Linked DNA regions of Homo sapiens: region 1 is linked to region 2. The links are chromatin contacts, found by Hi-C or POLR2A ChIA-PET in ENCODE. All regions are on one chromosome and are shown on one strand. Each heading gives the region's core, a stretch centred on a gene start or an enhancer-like site at or near the end of the contact. The rest is flanking DNA. Distances are from core to core; before and after follow the strand shown. Region 1 overlaps SH3D19 (SH3 domain containing 19). Region 2 holds the start of SH3D19-AS1 (SH3D19 antisense RNA 1).

Region 1 (3,831 bases), core at 1,211-3,710, 75 kb after region 2:
ACGATCTCAAAAAAAAAAGAGTTAATCTTAATTTTCAACCAAGACATCTAATGCCTATGCTATTCCGGGCATTGTGCTGGGCACCTTAGGGTAAAATAAGTCATTATACCGAAAAGATACTTGCACATGCATATTTATAGCAGCACAATTCACCACACCCAGCCTTCTAATTTACTTTGAATTCGTCAGAAGGGATAGTTGCACGGCATGGGTGTCTAATATCTACTGATGATGTGGCAATCAAAATCAGCACAAAAATTCAAATGTTCCAGAAGCAGCTAATATTTGGAACTGGGTTAGCAACAAATGTTACAAACAAGGGGGTGTGTGCATGCACGTGACTATTTGGGAAGAGCCTTAACCTCAACATGTGATATTTTCAAACGAGAGCATATTCATCTCAATTAACCACTGCAATATTCTCCTGTGAAAAATAAAACCCTACTATTAATTCTAAAACATACGAAAAATCAGTGTGTTTAGACAGCAGAAGGGAAAGAAAAAAGGTGAGAAACATGATTTTGTCTCTCTCCATTCTTTATGCGATTAAAATAAAACTAATAAGGGATAATAGTGGTCATTTTAAAAGTAAAAACAAATACATATTTTAAGCATCTGAAAATGATCAAAATATTAATTAAATGACATTTCTAAAAACCTAGAAATTAGGTCAGTTTGAAGCCAAGGCTTTATGTGAAATAGTGAGGCAGATACTTTTTTTAAAAAGCAAAATTTGAATGTTATTAATAAAATACATAAATTATTTAAATTGTTGTGACACTGTAAGATTTTTTCCACATCAGATAACTTTAAAAAATGTATCTTTCAGGCCAGGTGCGGTGGCTCATGCCTGTAATCCCAGCACTTTGGGAGGCTGAGGCGGGCGAATAACGAGGTTAGCAGATCGAGACAATCCTGGCTAACATGGTGAAACCTCATCTCTACAAAAAATACAAAAAATAAGCCAGGCGTGGTGGCACATGCCTGTAGTCCCAGCTACTCAGGAGGCTGAGGCAGAAGAATCACTTGAACCCGAGAGGTGGAGGTTGCAGTGAGCTGAGATCACACCACTGCACTCCAGCATGGGTGACACAGCGAGACTCTGTCTCAAAAAAAAAAAAAATATATATATAATATAAAAATATATATTATATAAAATATAAAATTATATTATATAAAAATTATATAATATATAATATATATCATATATTATATATTATATAAAATATATATTATATAAAATATATATAAAAATATATATTTATCTTTATATATAAAAATATATACGTATCTTTCAAATGTGAATGCCCTAGCCACCCATTTCTTAGCTTTGTATCACTTGATCAAAGGTTTTAGGTTAGCTAAGCCTTCCTTTGACCCTTTAGAGGCTCCTACATCATTACATTTCTAGCTTTTCACCAAATATCTAGTGATGTCTAAGCCAAAATAAAATACACTCAATCAATGGTTGAGAAATAATGAAGCAACAAATATATACATAACGGCAAAACAATGTAAATTCATAAAAATGCATAAATTATTTAATTACCAATTAAAAAAACATTTTAAACACTCATTTAACTGAGTCTTTCAAAAATAGGCAGCTCTTAAGGAGTTACTGTTATAAAGCTGAAGGCTTTAACCAAGAATATAAACACAACGTGGAAACAGCTGAATTCATTCTTAACAATCAAAGATTTGTTCTTCTCTGGAAATTGCAACAGAAACTTCAGCAGTGGGTAGGCACGAAACCTTTACTCTAAATATTCAACAATTTCTCCATGAGACAAGCAGGGCTAGCAGCCTTCCCACCAGCTAACATCTTTTTTTTTTTTTTTTTGCAAAGCCACTGGAGAACTTTCCCATTAGATACCAAGAACATATTTGGTAGCCGAAGGACATTAAAGTGATTTAAAATTATAAATACCAATAGTTACATGAAATTACCCAAAAGATACAGTAAATTTCTAGATTTGGGAGCCCACAAAGAAGTATGTTTTAGGATATTATTAATATATTATGTATCTGAGGATACCATCATTTAAGGGGAATGACTGACTGTTCATTAGGACTACAGACTCTGAGTCTGAGTACAACTGTCCCCAAACAAACAGTTCTGTTTTCAGGATATTTAAAAAGATTCACAGAGAGGAAATGTGCCTTTTATCAGCCTCAGTTTAAAGAAGCAGACAGGAGAGATCCAAGAAGGTACAGCAGAGAATGTAGTAGAAAATGGCAGGTATGGAGTTCAGCAGAACAAAGGATGGGGCATAATATTGTGGGTGGACAGAGCAAGGTTCCAAATAGTCTCAAAGTAAGGACTCTGCCTGGGAAATGATAAAACTCATTTGGCAGCATACTTTGAAATAACTCGCCTGCTGCACAGGGGGCATAGGCTGCCCCATCCCCATTCATTCCCTCTTCTTTCCTGCCACACTGGAAGCATTTTATTCAGCTATTCTCATCTAGCCTCCCCTTGTGACCAGCTGCACGCACTGTGAAAGGGCCCAAAGTGCAGACCGTGCCAAAGCAAAAGAGCATGCATGACCAAATGACACCGGAATCCATGTCTACAAGGAAAACAAGTCCCCAAACTACGAAATAGTATAATCCCAATGTTATTTGTAAAATCTTACTTTAAAAAATATATATTTATTTTGCTATGGTCTGAATGTTTGTATCCCCATCAAATTCATATATTGAAATCCTAATCTCCAAGGTTTTGGTACCAGGAGATGTGACCTTTGGGAAGTGATTAGGTCATAAGGGTAGAGCCCTCATGAATGGGATTAATGTTCTCATAAAAGAGGCCCCAGAGAGATCCCTTGCCTTTCTGCCATAAGAGGAAACAGCAAGAAGATACTGTCTATGAACCAGACTGCAAGCCCTTATTAGACAGGGAGTCTGCTGGTGTCTTATCTTGAACTTCCCAGCCTCGAGAAGTGTGGATTTTTTTGTTTGTTTGTCATTTATAAGCCACCTGGTCTACAGTATTTTGTTATAGCAGCCTGAATGGACTAACACATACATACATACATACACACATACATACATACACATACACACACACCCCACACACATATTTGTATAATTACATTTATACAAAAAAAGTGAGAACGCATCTACCCAGTGATGTGCTGGAGCCAGCTCATGTGAGCTGACAATTGAATTTTCAGAAATTTTGCAAGCCAGTTGTTAAATATAACCATTATTAAAAATTAAGTTATACAAACTTACAATTAAAGTAAAGCTAATATTAAAGGTTCATCATTTCCTAATTATTTTCTTAAATTTTACTACTGCTAATGACGTGCTACTGTGCATCTCTTCCCAATCTATCACCAGTGGTATCATATTGGTAGCTTTAAATTGGCCATGGTGGGAATATTTATCCCACAAAACTGGCAAATTAGGGTTTACTTTATCATTTTATTGACTGTCTAAACTTAAGAAAGTGACAAAGAAAATGTTAGTAATAATGCACGTTCAACCTAAAAGCATGTTATATGTGGAGCTGTTACATTACGACAAGAACAAAAAAACTGAGGAAACATTCTTCCAGTTTGAAAACTATCATCTGAATCAGCAAAGAGGTTGCTCATGCAATTGACAAATGAATAGAAACTCTGACATATATTTTGGTTTTGGTTTTTGACACATATTTTGTTTCACGTTTATCTTACTCATTAATATAAACAAACATATCAACCAACATTCATATTGGAATTACGCTCAGAGAGCGAGTTGCTCACATTTATCAGCATACCACTGCACAGGCCCCAGATGTTAACAATAGTTGATTCTAAGAGGTAAAGAATTATGAATGATTTG
Region 2 (3,485 bases), core at 945-3,444:
GCAAAAACATATCTGATAGTCAAGGTGATAGTTCAAGTGAGTTCTTGTGCCAAGGAACACAGACAAGCTTCTCCTCTAGCTGATCTGTAGAAACTGTATGTAGTTTTTGGGAAATATTCCAGATTTTCCCATAAGTTCTCCACTCATCCAGTCATCATCTACAGATTCCAGCTCTGTTATTATATCTCCAGCCTGTAAGACAAAAGGAGTTAGAATTACTGGTTTCTGTTGAGAATAAGCATGGTAAATAGTGGCCTACCTAGGGCAGCATGAATAATCTTCTCTGTATAACTCATTTATCTTGATTGTTGAGAATTAAATGACAACAATGATCTATACCTAATGATGCCATTTGCTTGTAAGCCTCTATCCCTTAAATCTCATTCCTTTGCCACTGCCACCCTTGCTGCACTTTGATTTTCCCTCTTATACTTTGTGCCTCTCAAATTCACCACTCCTAATCTAAAATCCCTCTTGAACAAATAATACCAGTTATCACACACACACACACACACACACACACGATTATTTATTGAGTACCCACTATGTGTCAGACACTGTTCTGAGCACAATTAATATTCCCTCATTCTACAACGGGAAGGCAAATAAACTGGCAGAAGAGGACAGAAAGCATGGGATTGCCAACTCATTAGGGCCATCAAGGGAGGGCCTCACTGAAGGTGTCATATAGGCAAAGATTTGGAGATGAGAAAGTGAGTCATGTGCTTCCTGTATGCCTTGTCTTATTCTGTGTACTTCACAGGAACTAACTCTTATGTAAACACCACCAAAGTCCTAGAGATGAGTACTATGTTATCCTCATTTTAGAGACTTTTTTTTTTTTTTTTTTTTTTGAGACGGAGTCTCGCTCTGTCACCCAGGCTGGAGTGCAATGGTGCAATCTCGGCTCACTGCAACCTCTGCCTCCCGGGTTCAAACAATTCTCCTGCCTTAGCCTCCCGAGCAGCTGGGGTTACAGGTGCCTGCCACCACGTCCAGCTATTTTTTGTATTTTTAGTAGAGACAGGGTTTCACCATGTTGGCCAGGCTGGTCTCAAACTCCTGACCTTGTGATCCGCCCACCTTGGCCTCACAAAGTGTTGGGGTTACAGGCGTGAGCCACTGCCCCTGGCTGAGATATATTTTTATAGATTTCCTTATTTTAGTGAAAAAGAAACCAAAACTCAGATAGACTACATAACTTGCCAGTGTCGCATGTCTAGTTAGTGGTAGAACCAGGATTCAAATCTAGTGCAATTCCTGGGCTTATATTCCTAACCACTAGGCTATGTGGCCGCCAGATTTTACAATGGACCTTTTTACTTAGAAAGGCTTTTACTGTAATTGCCTTTTATCAACACCCAGAGCATTTTGCACTCTACATTTATTCTTGCACATAATGGCATTTCTCCTCTACCATCTGGTTTATCACATTCCTCCTATGGCCCCAGTATCTTTTGTTTTTGAGACAAAGTCTCGCTCTGTGGCCCAGGCTGGAGTGCAGTGGCACGATCTCGGCTCACTGCAACCTCTGCCTCCCAGGTTCAAGTGATTCTCCTGCCATGGCCTCAATATCAAATTTGCATTTTTTTCCCATCTTAAAGAGCTTCACCTTGACTCAGGACACTGTTTTATCTTCATCAGGTTAGTCAAAGGGGCTGTGTGTCTTATTCATGTGCAAATTAGAATTCCTTCAGCAGATGAAGACATAACTATTTTGTTCTTTATAGTTTCTAAACATTTCTTAGAATCTGTGTTTAAGATGCTACAATGGTCCCAGATGACTCTGGCTACTGTTAAGACTACCTTTATTGGGCTAAATGAATTTATTTGTAGCCCTAGTACATTACCCTCTGGAAAAAAAAATGGCTTGATTTAAGGCTTTTCTTTATGGAAAATGAAAAGGAAACATGCAATCAGATGTTATTAATTTACTCTGCTCTGCTAAAATCTGTAAAAATTCTGGCAATTCAAAGTTTTTGTTATAAATAAGTTCCTTCTGGTTCCTAAATTATAATTTAATAGTTAACTGAAGCTATTTTATTTAGGTCTGGTCCAAACCTACATACCATGTCAGTTTCCTGAGGGCTAGGACTATTTTTTTTTTTTAGATGGAGTTTTGCTCTTGTTGCCCCGGCTGGAGTGCAATGGCAAGATCTCGGCTCACTGCAACCTCCGCCTCCCAGGTTCAAGAGATTCTCCTGCCTCAGCCTCCTGAGTAGCTGGGACTACAGGTATGCACCACCACACCTGGCTAATTTTGTATTTTTTAGCAGAGACAGGGTTTCTCCATGTTGGTCAGGCTGGTCTTGAACTCCCGACCTCAGGTGATCCACTCACCTTGGCCTCCCAAAGTGCTGGGATTACAGCCGTGAGCCACTGCACCCAGCCAGGCTAGGGCTATTTTCAAAAATTAGTTTTGGCCGGGTGCAGTGGCTCACTCCTGTAATCCTAACACTTTGGGAGGCCAAGGCAGGTGGATTTTCTGAGCTCAGGAGTTCAAGACCAGCCCGGCAACACAGTGAAACCCTGTCTCTACTAAAATACAAAAAATTAGCTGGGCATGGTGGCATGCACCTGTAGTCCCAGCTACTCAGGAGGCTGAGGCGGGAGAATTGCTGGAATCCAGGAGGCGGAGGTTGCAGTGAGCCGAGATCGCGCCGCTGACTGCACTCCAGCCTGGGCAGCAGAACAAGACTCCTTCTCTAAAAAAAAAAAAATTAGTTTTATCTATTAACATTCTGTGGATATTTAATAAAACTGAAAGCAGTGCAGAATCCCTTAACAACAACAATAACAACAACAATTCTAACAATTCTAGAACTATCTTATGGACAACCATTTGTAAAATGAAATGAAGATAACCTGTTTTCTGGAGGATACTGTGCATTCTGTTATTTATACTCACATAGTTTAAATGAAGACCAAAATAACATCCAAGAAGTTTGAATTCAGATTCTTCACTTGCAGTAAGTTTATGTAAAGATAAACGGGATACATTTTGAGCCACTGACTCTCAAGGACTAAGGCAACAGTTTTCTTTCTTTCTTTCTTTCTTTTTTAAATTTTGTTTTAAAGACCAAGATGTTAAAGGAAAAAAAGGGAACTGATAGAAGGTTACGAGTTTTTAATTTTGCATAGCTTACAGCATAAGAAATACCTATCATTTATGGCTGGGTGTGGTGACTTATGCCTGTAACCCAGCTCTTTGGGAGGTTGGGGCGGATGGATCGCCTTGAGCTCATGAGTTTGAGACCAGCCTGGGTGAGACCCAGTCTCTACAAAGAATACCAAAAATTAGCCAGGCATTGGTGGCTCACACCTGTAGTCCCAGCTACTCAGGGAGCTGAGGGGTGGAGAATCGCTTGAGCCCAGGAAGCTGAGGCTGCACAGTGAACTGAGATTGTGTCACTGCACCTCAGCCTGGGCAACAGAGTGAGACCCTGTCTCAGAAACAAAACAAAACAAAACAAAACCAAAAAAAA

Evidence for each region. A loop is a pair of places that touch in the nucleus more often than their neighbours do. ChIA-PET counts read pairs that join two places held with the same protein, here RNA polymerase II (POLR2A). Pooled maps may share reads with other maps.
Region 1: a map of dorsolateral prefrontal cortex shows a loop between it and region 2 (2.0-fold over the local background). The contact joins the enhancer-like site here to the promoter of SH3D19-AS1 in region 2. A Hi-C loop is called at or near these places in 1 of 168 maps with a recorded cell type or tissue (dorsolateral prefrontal cortex) and 3 of 50 pooled maps. POLR2A ChIA-PET finds 5 or more read pairs at or near these places in 5 of 52 experiments (AG04449, H1, RWPE1 and 2 more).

Annotation. Positions count from the first base shown.
Region 1 is chr4:151,197,196-151,201,026 of GRCh38, forward strand. All of the region lies in intron 2 of SH3D19 (SH3 domain containing 19), which reads right to left. Among named protein-coding and RNA genes, the nearest start is that of SH3D19-AS1, 75 kb to the left of the region's middle. Within about 2 kb of position 2,461, at least 4 of the 41 ENCODE cell types and tissues checked have a DNase peak (open chromatin) inside an H3K27ac peak, as active enhancers do; they include dorsolateral prefrontal cortex, where a contact is called at or near this core.
Region 2 is chr4:151,122,016-151,125,500 of GRCh38, forward strand. It overlaps SH3D19-AS1 (SH3D19 antisense RNA 1), which reads left to right and starts at 2,195. Exons shown (of 2, transcript XR_001741442.2): 1 at 2,195-2,234. SH3D19 (SH3 domain containing 19) reads right to left here. Exons shown (of 20, transcript NM_001378122.1): 20 at 1-192. The coding sequence ends at 76.